Linked DNA regions of Homo sapiens: all the other regions are linked to region 1. A link is a contact called in ENCODE Hi-C or POLR2A ChIA-PET data. All regions are on one chromosome and are shown on one strand. Each heading gives the region's core, a stretch centred on a gene start or an enhancer-like site at or near the end of the contact. The rest is flanking DNA. Distances are from core to core; before and after follow the strand shown. Region 1 holds the start of LMCD1-AS1 (LMCD1 antisense RNA 1). Region 2 holds the start of ITPR1 (inositol 1,4,5-trisphosphate receptor type 1). Region 3 holds the start of BHLHE40 (basic helix-loop-helix family member e40). Region 4 has its middle 32 kb from the start of BHLHE40-AS1.

The links. Hi-C counts contacts between places; a loop is a spot of excess contacts on that map. ChIA-PET counts read pairs that join two places held with the same protein, here RNA polymerase II (POLR2A). Pooled maps may share reads with other maps.
Region 2: a pooled map shows a loop between it and region 1 (18-fold over the local background). The contact joins the promoter of ITPR1 here to the promoter of LMCD1-AS1 in region 1. A Hi-C loop is called at or near these places in 3 of 37 single-sample maps with no recorded cell type and 7 of 50 pooled maps. POLR2A ChIA-PET finds 5 or more read pairs at or near these places in 1 of 52 experiments (SK-N-SH).
Region 3: a pooled map shows a loop between it and region 1 (6-fold over the local background). The contact joins the promoter of BHLHE40 here to the promoter of LMCD1-AS1 in region 1. A Hi-C loop is called at or near these places in 1 of 37 single-sample maps with no recorded cell type and 7 of 50 pooled maps. POLR2A ChIA-PET finds 5 or more read pairs at or near these places in 2 of 52 experiments (PC-3 and Panc1).
Region 4: a loop to region 1 is called in a pooled map, with 4 times the contacts of the local background. The contact joins the enhancer-like site here to the promoter of LMCD1-AS1 in region 1. A Hi-C loop is called at or near these places in 2 of 50 pooled maps. POLR2A ChIA-PET finds 5 or more read pairs at or near these places in 2 of 52 experiments (A549 and GM12878).

What each region holds. Positions count from the first base shown.
Region 1 is chr3:8,500,044-8,503,091 of GRCh38, forward strand. It overlaps LMCD1-AS1 (LMCD1 antisense RNA 1), which reads right to left and starts at 1,615. Exons shown (of 4, transcript NR_033378.1): 1 at 1,428-1,615. It overlaps LMCD1 (LIM and cysteine rich domains 1), which reads left to right and starts at 1,780. Exons shown (of 6, transcript NM_014583.4): 1 at 1,780-1,937. The coding sequence starts at 1,896. RefSeq lists an enhancer at 1-301.
Region 2 is chr3:4,491,843-4,494,890 of GRCh38, forward strand. ITPR1 (inositol 1,4,5-trisphosphate receptor type 1) reads left to right here and starts at 1,506. Exons shown (of 62, transcript NM_001378452.1): 1 at 1,506-1,763; 2 at 2,589-2,664. It overlaps ITPR1-DT (ITPR1 divergent transcript), which reads right to left and starts at 1,321. Exons shown (of 2, transcript NR_108075.1): 1 at 942-1,321. RefSeq lists a silencer at 1,575-1,844.
Region 3 is chr3:4,977,994-4,981,041 of GRCh38, forward strand. It overlaps BHLHE40 (basic helix-loop-helix family member e40), which reads left to right and starts at 1,444. Exons shown (of 5, transcript NM_003670.3): 1 at 1,444-1,805; 2 at 1,969-2,038; 3 at 2,308-2,415. The coding sequence starts at 1,726. It overlaps BHLHE40-AS1 (BHLHE40 antisense RNA 1), which reads right to left and starts at 1,968. Exons shown (of 3, transcript NR_125916.1): 1 at 1,802-1,968. RefSeq lists enhancers at 1-25, 156-275, 1,576-1,725, 1,833-2,427 and silencers at 386-1,155, 1,366-1,425.
Region 4 is chr3:5,010,190-5,013,237 of GRCh38, forward strand. No RefSeq gene overlaps it. Among named protein-coding and RNA genes, the nearest start is that of BHLHE40-AS1, 32 kb to the left of the region's middle. RefSeq lists a silencer at 629-688 and enhancers at 2,269-2,338, 2,438-3,048. Within about 2 kb of position 1,662, at least 10 of the 41 ENCODE cell types and tissues checked have a DNase peak (open chromatin) inside an H3K27ac peak, as active enhancers do; they include GM12878, where a contact is called at or near this core.

The sequences.
Region 1 (3,048 bases), core at 365-2,864:
TTGACATGTTCCCAGTACAAAGAAATTATAAATGTTCAAGGTGATGGAAATCCTAAACACCCTGATTTGATCATTACACATTGTAAGCATATATCAAAATACCACATGTACAATCATGATGTATCAATAAAAAAAATAAAAGCCAGAACCCAACCTCTATTCATTTGCCAAATGTGTACTGTGCCTATACCACATGCTAGGTGTTTGAGGACATAGCTGGGAGCAAACAAGGCAAAAATCAATTATAGCAGAAATCTGTGAAAAAAGAAATAGGTCATCCCTCATCTTGGAAAAGATAAGCCACAAAAAGCCCTTTCCAGGAATATGTAATAAAAAGTCACAATTCAGGATCCCTGGCTGAGATTTGGGATGACTGGAGATGATGATAAGAACTAAATTGGAGGAGGCTTTCAAGAGGAAAAAGCCTCCAGCAAGAGACAGCCCCACAGTGGGAACTGCAGCCTCCCCTTCTCACCAAATCCCTCCCGAATGGTGTACTTCGGGACCACTCTTCAGTCTCTGTGCAACCGAGTTTTATTTTAGCCCACGGGACCCTGGTTTTTCTGGCAGGGGGCACTGCAAAGACGGGTTACAGGCCGAACACCTCACAACAGAGACAGCAGTATTCTCTCTAGGATAAAAAGGGCTTGTGTTTAATCCTCTGTCAGGGCAGGGGGGAAATGCCTCTGGAATCCAAGTCTGTGGAACCGGCTCAGCAGAGAGATGTGGCTTTATAGGCAAACAACGTGGCATAGAGAGAGGAACCTGGCCAATTCTGTCTTATAAGAGTAGTTATGTTATGCGTTGCAAGGACTCCACATTCCATGGATTTGTGAACTCAGATGGAATCTTGTTTGTCCAGGCCTGCATGACCCCATTTATCTAAAAATTACTAACTTCCTAGTTTATAGTTTACAATCCTGTGCCCGCCGCCTCCCTCCCCCCCCCCGCCACGCCCCCATGAGCTTTCTCTCTATTACTCTCAGTCTCTCAGGTTAAAGCCTTGCTCAGTAATTCAGCTGTGGACCAGTTATTCTGATTATTTCCTCATCTATCGTCTTACAGTCATAATAATAATAATATCTGAGATAATATGAGCATACAACAAGACAGTATGTCCACAGGAGCATCTCTAAGATCAGGACAGTGATTTCTTGCTCATGGAATAAGAAGGATTTATGTTAAAGCAAGTTATAAGAAAGCAGTTTAATACTTTACGAACGTTAAGTTTAAAAAAATCATAACTCGCTGGAATCTTTTCTCCTCTCTGGATATTGGAGAACTCGCCCAGGTTTGGGAAACGTTAGCCAGCTCCTGCAAAACACCTCCTCCCTCAGCCCTCCCCGCGCCCCCTACGACCAGGCAGAAAGGGTGGGAAGGGGAGCACAGCTCAGCATTTATTTCTGGATCCAGCTCACTAAAAATACCTCGGCTCTCCTGTTTGATCACTCTCCCTTTTGACCTGAATGGATCGCGGGAGCCGCGCCGCCCGCCCCACCTTCGGCCCGTTGCCCTTTAAAGGAAAAGGGCGTGGGGACGGATTCCTGCCGCTCGAGGGATAGAAGGGAGCTGGGTAGTCAGGGGCCGCGGCCATGCTGACGTCAGGGCAGCCGGCGCTCAGCTCCGCTCGCTGCCACAGTGCAGAGACCTCCCTGAGGGAGGGGGACAGCCTCGCGCTGGGATTGGCTGGCCTCGCGCGAGCGCCGGCGCGGAGTGGCTGGCGAGGTTTTAGAGGGAGTCCCGCTCTCCAATTAAAGCGGCCCAGCTGCGCCTGGCTGCGCACAGAGCTCCCTCCCAGGCCCGCGAACTTGGCCATTCAGCCGCCGCTGTCCCCGCTGCGCGCCCTCGCGCCTCTGCCTGAGAAGCCAGGCGCTGTTCCCCCACCCCAGAAGAGGATGGCAAAGGTGGCTAAGGACCTCAACCCAGGAGTTAAAAAGGTGAGTGGAAAGCTGTTTGTATTTACCCAGATTCTTACTTTTTCTTGTTCCCCTTCCCATCTGTTCGCGGAAACTTCCCAAAAGGTAATGAGAAGGGAACTCTTTAAATTCCAAAACTGCATGGAAAACAAATAGTTGGGAATACATGTTTGAGCTAACAGGCACACACACCCCAAACCCAATGTTGTGTAAAATATTTGCAAAGGGTCTTATGTCTTTGGTGATGCTAGTTAAAGTTTAATTAAGGTTTTACATATATATACAATATATATAAAATGTATATAAAATATATATATAAAATATATATAATATATATTATATATAATATATAAAATATATATTATATATAATATATATTATATATAAAATATATAATATATATTATATAAAATATATATAATATATATTATATATAAAATATATATAATATATAATATATATATATGAAATCTTATGGTCTGTAAAGGAAAAACCCCTAGCTTCCTCACTCCCTGTCCTCAGGTGGCTGAAGTAAGGGTTGAGAGCATGTAATATTTACTCACAGTCTCCCTTTTGCTATTATCCCAGTGTTTTGTGTGTTTCCCCCAATACACACACACACACACACACACACACACACACACACACGCACGCAGTTTCTTTAGTTGGTGATGTTGGCAGTGGCAGCAGTTCCAGCATAAGGGAACTGATTTCTGTCCCCAGGGTCTGCACGTTTCCCTTACAAGAAGGGCTGGCCCGGAGCCCAGAAGGTCATGGGTAAACTCCTGCACAGGAGCCTGCGGCTGTGCCTATAGCTCCAATACCACTTGTTGCCTACCTGAATGCAGCTGGGAGAAGGCACAGGCTGGAGACTTAGAGAACATGTGAACGGGAAGGGAACAGAGAGACAACCTAGGCTTTACAGATCGGGAAACTGAGGCCCGGGGTCACAGAGAGTTGGTTCTAACAGGCAGCTGACTGTAAGGCAAGCCCTAGGCATCCAGACTCAGTCCCTGCCACTTTTTAACTGCACATGATTCACCAGGTCACTTTTCTGAGCCTCAGTTTCCTTGTCTCTGATGTGGGGAGGATAGGCCTAACCTCCCTCATGGCAGTGGTAGCAGGGATACTG
Region 2 (3,048 bases), core at 256-2,755, 4.0 Mb before region 1:
TTCCTTCAGATGGCAAAACTGGGGCAAAGAGATGAAAATGACTTGCCCAAGGGCTCAGAGGCTGCTCCTAAATGGGGAGAGAGGCTATTTAAGGCAATGGCGGTGGATTTCCCCAAAGACAAGGGTTTCATACACGTAGAGTCTGGAACGGGAGTCCAGGCTGTACCACTTAACTCGAGGGGTCATTTGGGAAGTTACCTGATTTCTCTGAGCCCTGGATTGTGCACCTGCCAAATAGATATAATAAATATACCTACAGTTGGTAAAACTCAATAGCATGACGCATGAAAACTGCATGTGGTCTGGGCTCAATAAAATCAGCCTCCCCATTGATTATTATCATTATTATTACTATTGTTATAACAGATCTTTAGGCGGCGTCAGGAAGTGCCTGTCTGGGATGCTATAATGCGTTTGGCTCACCACTATGCCCCAGCGCCTGGCACCTAGTAAACACTCAGGAAACGTTTGAGGAATGAATATACGTCATTTGAGGCAAGACAGGGCAGTCGGCTGACTGCCTCCGGGCTTAGCTCTTCCCCTCCTTGCAAAAGCCGGAGCCCTAAGCAGCGTGTAGCCCGGGAGCCCAGGCATTACTTGGCAGCGGGTGAAACCCACCTTGCCCCATTCGGAGCTCTTGGAGAGCGCCCCGCCTGGATGCGCATCTCTGTGTGAGCGGCTCTTTCCTAAGCCCTTATTTTTCTGGTTTGCGGTTTATTTACTTAAGCATTTACAGCTCCCAGGAGCAGAGGGGCTGCTAGAGGTACGGTCAGGACTGAGGTCGCGGTTTGTATTTATTTTCTGCCTCCCAATCTCAGAGCCGGCAAGTCACAACACGGCTCCTTTATTTGTGCACCGGAGAGGTCTGCCTTTCTTTACCTCCTCACGGGCGATAAAAGACAAGCAACTCGGGCTCAGAAAAGTGCTCTCACGCGACTTGCCTGTGTCTCCGCTTGCGTGGACCGTCGCTCCCAGGCTTGGTTTCTCGTGCAAACCCGAGCAGGGCGGAGCAGATTAAATAAAGACACCTCGCGCCTTTAATCCTTGACCGCAAACACTGGCGTTTTTGTGCCCCGGATTTCTGAAATTCTTGGCTCGGGGAACCAAGGCAGGGGGAGGGTGGGCTTGTAAAAACTTCCCAAAGCAGAAATCCGAGCTCCTAGCCCCTCCCCGGCCCCAGTGACACCTGGATTCCAGGGAAGGGGGGCAGCCGGAGGAGAGGCGTCCCCAAGGGTTGCGGGCGCTTCCCAGGGGTGACTTTGAACGGCTGGCTCCAAGCCCTACCGACCCCAGCCAAGGAACAGGCTCAGCAGCCTGAAAGCCTCGCAGGACGCCCCTCCCCTGTCCCCGCACGCGTCTATTTAGGGCCCAGCCCGGGCGCCCAGGGGATTCTGGGACTTGTAGTCCCTCCCCGCAGCCTCAGGCGCCGCCACGACCCGCTACTTGGACTACATTGCCCAGGGAGCTTCCCGGCCTATATAAGCCACCCGGAGCCGCTTTAAAGTGCAGTAACCATGTGGATGTGCTGCTGAAGCGTTTCCTCAAGCTCGCTGGGGTGGGAGGAGAGGAGGAGGAGGAGGTGGTGGTGGAGGAGGAGGCAGGGGGTGGAGAGAGAGAAAGCGCACGCCGAGAGGAGGTGTGGGTGTTCCGCTTCCATCCTAACGGAACGAGCTCCCTCTTCGCGGACATGGGATTACCCAGCGGCTGCTAACCCCTCTCCTCGCCCTGCTCCCCCAAACCGGCGTGGCTCCCCGGGCACCAAGGTAGCGGCTGGGGCCGGGCAGAGGGCGCGGGGAGTTGGCACTGGCTCCCCGGGCGCAGAAGTTTTTGCCCCGCTCTCGGGGAGATCTTGATGGATGTGCATGCACTTGGCATGCATTTGGGGGTTCCTTTACTGCGGGCAGTTGTTTTGGGGGGAGCTCATTTGAAGCTTAAAAAACAAATATCCTCTACTCTAGTGCGTGGCTTTGGGGGCTCCCCATTCTGGTCTGATGTGGCATTCCCCCAAGTTGGAAACTGTTGCTGCAGCTGCAGGAAATAGTTCTTTTTTTTTTTTTTTTTTTGAAGAGAGGTTGTGGGGGTGTCATATGTGAGTCTGCTCAAGGAAATAATCTTTCTAAAAATGTATCCCTCTCTTGCGCTCCGTGGTTGGGAGAATAATGCATGTGTAGGGGCCCCCCGTGGGGAGGGTTTTTAAAAACGGAAGAAAACCGGAGAAGCGGTGAGGGATGAAGTGTGGACGAAGCTCATGTCCAATGAGGATGCGGGCTTCGGATACTTGGCCTTCTCGCCGGGAAACAAGTGCTTTGGGATCTGCCAAACACTTCCCTTAGTTCCAGCCTCCCGCACGTTCGAAGTTTGTGCGTGCCTAGTCTCAATTGTCAGTTACATCCTGGAAATAAGTAAGCGTAGTTACCTGGAATCTTCGCCCAAGCGATCCCACCAACCTGCCTACCAAGTTTGGGGGCGGGGGGGCTGTCCCCAGTGAAGGAGGCTAAAGAAGGTGGAAACTTGTAATTTGGAGCATTTCTGTTAGAGCTCATCTTCCGCGGTCTGGTACTCAGTCTTCTTTCTTTCTAAATATTTAGGAGCTGACTACAGAGGAGCAGGATTTGCACCCCTCGCTGGGCTTGCTTTGGCAACAGAGTGCCTGACCCAGGTCAGGTGAGTGTGGAAGCCTGAGTGCTGTAGTCAATAATGAGTTTTTGTCCTAAGCCTATTTTAAGTTCTATCTAAACCGCCAAGGAGGTGGGGAGTAAGAAAGAAAAAGAAACTCCGTGGCTCAGTCTTCAAAATTTGCCTCTGCCTTTGGTGAGGGCTTTTGGGAGCAGAGGTCCAGTGGACAGTCCGTTTCTTGGAAGTAGCTGAGAATTGAAGGAGCCTGAAAGTTTATGAGAGAGGAGGGGAAAAGGCCATTAAATGGAGCAATAAAACGGCGGCCCATTGCCGGTCTGAAAAGCATGCTGATGATTTAAATTCTGAAGGATACAGTGCATTTCATATGCCAAAATGTGTAAGCAGTATTAACTGCCTCTCTCCTTCAAGAAA
Region 3 (3,048 bases), core at 194-2,693, 3.5 Mb before region 1:
ATTGCTCAATTTAACCTCTTCCTAGAGGTTCTGCAAGTTCAAGGGCAGGATCCGTGTCGGATTCATCAACTAGTGCAGCGCCTAGTGCAGAGCAGGGGGCTCAAGAAATACGTGTCGACCGCATGATTGCTAAGATTTCCCTGTAACAGGCGGTTTTTTTTTCTTGTCTCTCTCATCCCTCCTGCCCTGGGTGCAGACCGCGAACAGCGCCGCCGAACTTCCCAACAGGCAGGGAGAGGGCCGATCCGGGCTGGCACGCCACGTCCCCGGGGTCTCAGTCCCTGGGTCAACGCAGAGAGGCTCGCGGTCCGCGGTGCTACGACCTGAGCCCGGCCACGTGAAGCGTCACGCCCTGCGCTGCTGCAGGGCAGGCGCCGCCGCCGCGGTTGTGTAACGCTGCAGCCGGAGGGGAGGCGACCGGGGCGCCTCTGCTCCGGAGGGGGCAGAGGAGGGAGGGAGCGCCGGGCACAGCGCCCGGTATCTTTCTGCGCTTGACTGGCCGGGAGGAAGGGGGTGACACTGGGGCACCCAGGGGGCTGCGCAACCGGGTGCCCGCCCGCCCGCAGGTTGTGCCCAGGAGCGGAGCTCCTGGGAGCGAGGGGCCCTCGGCTCACACCCTCCACGGTCAGGTGCGCGCGGCGTGCTCGGCGGCAGCCTCAGCTGCCCCTGCGCTTGGCCGTCGGCCCGCTTCCCATGGGGTGACATCCGCCCCGCCCCTCGGTCCCTCCCCAAGGCGGGCAATTCCTGGACGCGAGGGTGAGCAGTGGGGGCAGGGAAGCCAGGACGGAAAGAAACCCCAGCCTCTGGGGAAGGCTGGGGGGCCGGGCGACTCCCTCCGCAGCGCGCCGGTTCCTCCAAGCGGGCCGGGCGGGGGAGGAGGAAGAGGGCTGGGCTGGAGCTAGCAAGGGGATATTCCTCTCCCGGCTTGAGTCAGACGCGGGCGGATCCGTCCTCCCCCGTTCCCTCCCAGGAGACGGGAACTTACTTCATTTCCCTGGGGCAGGTTCGCCCACGTTACCAACTTCTCCCCCTCCCCCAGCACCCCCGTCCCTTCCAGCTTCCGCGCCCCCCACCCAACTGGGCAGGACCCAGGTCGTGCTGCCACCCCCTCTTCGGGGAAAGGCGGCCGCAGCCGCAGACACCTGGGGGCCGGGGCTGGGGGTGGGGGCTCCCTAGCAGCCGCCGGAGCGTTGTCCAACACGTGAGACTCATGTGATGAAGCCGGGGGAGGGCGGGCAGGTCGCTCCTTCCCTCCCCGGCAGTGGCCAGACGTGCCTGGAGTCACAGGGTAGAACACGTAGCTCCAACCCACCCACTCGCTCCCATTTAACCCAGCCCGCAGCCTCTCCATTACTCCTCGGCTTGCCCCCCCACCCCCCCACTCCGCCCTAACCGCCCCCCCCTCACCCGCTCCCTCCCGCCTCCCCGCCCGCCCCACTTCTCATTCACTTGGCTCGCACGGCGCAGACAGACCGCGCAGGGAGCACACACCGCCAGTCTGTGCGCTGAGTCGGAGCCAGAGGCCGCGGGGACACCGGGCCATGCACGCCCCCAACTGAAGCTGCATCTCAAAGCCGAAGATTCCAGCAGCCCAGGGGATTTCAAAGAGCTCAGACTCAGAGGAACATCTGCGGAGAGACCCCCGAAGCCCTCTCCAGGGCAGTCCTCATCCAGACGCTCCGCTAGTGCAGACAGGAGCGCGCAGTGGCCCCGGCTCGCCGCGCCATGGAGCGGATCCCCAGCGCGCAACCACCCCCCGCCTGCCTGCCCAAAGCACCGGGACTGGAGCACGGAGACCTACCAGGGTAAGTTGGCACTCCTTGGCCCTTCAAGCCTCAACTGCAGCCCCATGTTATGCGCCACTCTCAACTTGGAGCAGCTCCGGGCGCACCGGGAGGTTCTTGCCCGGCAGAACGCCTGCAGCCGTGCGCAAGCAGTCACGACCCTTCCTGGTCTCTCTTCCTGCAGGATGTACCCTGCCCACATGTACCAAGTGTACAAGTCAAGACGGGGAATAAAGCGGAGCGAGGACAGCAAGGTAAGCAAGTGCACCCCTAGGGACCCTGCGCTCAGCCCCTCGCGCGCGCTGAGTTTCCAAGAAAAGTTTTCTCGCTTTGAGGTTGGCGAGGGGATGCAGGGTGTGGGCTCGGTGCCTCTTCTGAGTGACTTGGAAAAGAAAGGGCAGACGATGGTTCTGGGTGCTACTCTGCTACTCTGCTCCTCTGCCGGACTGTTGCTGCGGGGCTGGGAGGATAGGCTTCTCATCTCCTTCCCCAAGCGCCCACCGCCTCCCCGTGCGTCTTGCAGGAGACCTACAAATTGCCGCACCGGCTCATCGAGAAAAAGAGACGTGACCGGATTAACGAGTGCATCGCCCAGCTGAAGGATCTCCTACCCGAACATCTCAAACTTACAGTAAGTGAGAAGCTGGCCCCTTTCCAACCCAGTCCTTTGCCCAGAGGGCGGGCGGGTCACTCGCCGCCTGCAGGTTCCGCGGGGAACTGCAGACCAGACTGGCGGATCAGAGCTGGCGGGTGGCTCTGCGGTGGGGTCCTCCTCCACAGTCCTGGCGTTTTCTGGCTGACTCATGCAAATGAGGCGAGAACCACTTGGACCTCTCCAAGTTGGCTCCAACACCAACTGGCCTTCCTTTTCAGGAGTTTAACTTCTGGTGATTTTCAGGATTCCCTAGTTTTTCTCACTTAAAGGAACACGCCAAGAAACACACACATTTTATTTACCCCTTCCCCTCTACCACTCCCCCCACCTTTTTTGTTGTTGTTGTCAAATAAGGGGACTTGCTTTGGTGTGTGATTTTTACGGCCTGTCCTTTCTTGACAGTAGCCCTCGGCTACTTCGCAGCCTTTGGTTGGGGAAATGGAAAAAAAAAAAATAGTATTTCGGGAGGAACAAAAAAGCCTGGATGAGCTGGAAGTTCTGAAAGGGTGTAAGGAAAGAAGTAGGGAAAGCCTCTTGGCTGCCAGACGTAATAGAGGTCCCTCTCTGAGTTGACACCACTGCAGGAAAATGTTATCTCTGGATTCCCCT
Region 4 (3,048 bases), core at 412-2,911, 3.5 Mb before region 1:
ACAGGAGAATAGGATGATGAACGTCATATCCAATACTCAGCCTCAAGGGTTATGAATTCACGGATAATTTGGCTTTATTTCTGCACCACCCCCCACCCCGTGGAATAGTTTAAATCAGATTCCAGGCAACATATAATGTTATCTGCAAGTGCTGTGATTGGGTTACTCCCTTTTAAAACACAAGCAATCCTATTCATTATAGGGAAACAAATGTTTTTGTTTGTTTTGTTTTTTGGGTTTTTTTGAGACAGAATCTCACTCTGTTGCCCAGGCTGGAGTGCAGTGGTGCGATCTCAGCTCACTGCAACCTCTGCCTCCCAGGTTAAAGTGATTCTCCTGCCTCAGCCTCCCAAGTCGCTGGGATTACAGTTGCCCACCACCATACCCAGGTAATTTTTTGTATTTTCAGTAGAGACGGGGTTTTACTGTATTGGCCAGGCTGGTCTCGGACTCTTGACCTCAAGTGATCCACTTCGCCTCGGCCTCCCAAAGTGCTGGGATTACAGGCATGAGCAACTGTGTCTGGCAAAAAAATGTTTTTAATTTAAAAAAATTACATATAATCCAATCACCCAGCATTGATTTAAATGGTGTGGCTCCATCAAAAGGAATCACTCAGGTTGCATTTGCATCTTCATTTTGTCACCTGTGGTTACATGACCCTGGGCGCGGTGCCTCTCCAAGCCTCAGCTTCCTCAGGTATAAAATGGGTGTGTGCTTGGTACAGGGTTGTTGTGGGGTGAAAGGAGGTGTTACTATTGGCTCGATGCCTGGCCCATACAGCACAGGTGTGAACAATGACTGCTGATGGAACATCCTGCCTGATCCAAGGCCTACATGTTTGGCATTGGAGCTCACCAGAAAGCACAGCTGTTTCTTCCACAAATCAGCCCAGTTGCTCAGGAAGGAGGGCAGCCCTATGTAGGAGGAAGCACTTCTGCTTGCATGCAGGAGGTTGGAATCTCAAATCCTTGGGTCATCTTAAATTGCTTCCAGAGGCTGACCTCAGTGCTGGGTTCTTGACTAATCTACACCATTCAATCAGGGTGACTTTTGCCTTAGAATTCCACACCACTTGCTCTGGAGGGAAGGGAAGAGGAAGGACTAAAAGGAAGATGTGGCCTCAACCCTCCATTTTACAGGTGGAAAAACTGAAGCTCGGCTGGTGAAGGCACTAAGATCCCAGGGCTGCTAATGGCAAAGACAGGACTGGAGGCCAGCGTCCAGCTTCAGTTTTCTTGCCTGCAAATGGGTAGGCGAAAGCAAGGGAAACCCAGCTATCCTTAGAGGCTGGAAGCCCACCAGTCAGAAAGGCTAACCCTGTCGTGCTAACCAAAAAGCCACTGAGGGATTTCTTAAGTTAAGACGAAGGCAGCTTCTAAGAATCAGGGACTTGTGTTTTCTCCCAAGAGACTTTTGAAAGCAAAACTTGCAGGGACCCCCTCCTTAGAGACAGGAGGTCACAGCTGAGGTATCTGGCCAGATGCAAAGAACTTCCCTCTCTGTTCTTGTTAACACTGATAAAAAGGCTTCCTTCCTCATTCTCGGGACCAGCTTTTCACCCCGGGCCGCCGGCCGACTCAACCCCCATACCCCTCTTGTCATACTATCCTCCCACCGCCTCCACCCTCTTGCCACCCCGGACTTGACCTTGTCCTGGACTGTCCCTTTGACAAAATTCAGGGCCACCCGACTCTTCTTACCTTCGCTGGTGCCTCTTCCTCTGTCTTGCACTGGTGGGTTCATGTTTCACTTCTCCACCAGGGCGGTGGGTGGAGGCCACGAGGGCTGTCCCATCACCTCATGTTTGGCAGCTGTGGTGGGCCTGGGTGGGAGAAGGGTGTCTGGTTCTGGTTCTGCTGTCAGGAGAGGGCCTCTCCACCTGGCCAGCCCTGGTTTCCTCTTTTGCACCCTGGGGAGAGTCATCTCCCTCACAGTGTTGGGAGGTGGAAATTGGTGATCATGGCTAAGGTGCATGGAGCATCTATTATGTGCCAGGGATGTGGGATTTATCTCACGTAAGCCTCCTGACAACTCTGTTTTACACATGGGAAAACAAGTTCAGCGAGATGAAGTGGCTTGCCGGTGGCCACCAGGTAGTGATGGGTGGAGGAGGCAGCATTTGAACCCAGGTACTCAGCCCCCAGATCATGGGCTCTTAACCACATCCCCACACCATCTTCCTAAAAAGTAACATCTGTACCACACCCTTGGAACTAGCAGCAACAGAAGCTGCAGACTTTTGGAAAGGGAAAGTAGCTCCTCCATTCCACCCCCACCATATTTTGATGACAACTATGGACTCGATGCTCCTGCTTTCTTATCTCACAAAGGTGGGAAGGCAACAGTCTGTGTTTTCACTGGCACTCTCCCGTGTCCTGATAGAGGAAGTAGTAGCTCAGACAAGTTAAGGAAGTTGACCAGGGTCACACAGCTGGTCTGTGGCAGCAGGGAGAGTTAAATGCATGTTAACTTGTTCAGTTATTGAGCACCTGCTGCATACCAGCCTGCATGTCAATTGCTGGGTATGCTGTGGGATACTGCCCTCTCAGGTCTTACAGCTAAAGGAAGGGTGTTGATGGTGGAAATAGTGTGTTGACAGATTTTTTTTTTTTTTTTTTTGAGATGGAGTCTTGCTCTGTCACCCAGGCTGGAGTGCAGTGGCGTGATCTCGGCTCACTGCAACCTCTACCTCCTGGGTTCATGCAATTCTCCTGCCTCAGCCTCCTGAGTAGCTGGGATTACAGACGTGTGCCACCACGCCAAGCTAATTGTTGTATTTTTAGTAGAGACAGGGTTTCGCCATGTTGGTCAGGCTGGTCTCAAACTCATGGCCTCAAGTGATCCACCTGCCTCGGCCTCCCAAAGTGTTGGGATTACAGGCATGAGCCACTGGGCCAGGCCAAGTGACAGATCTTTATAGCTGGGCTGGTCCTGCTCCACAGAGCTGTCTCCCTTGGGCTGTTGACATTGAAATGACAAACACTGGGCAGCCAACTCACCATTAATTGCCAGGATGAATGGAGCCATCCCAGCTACAGAGCTCTG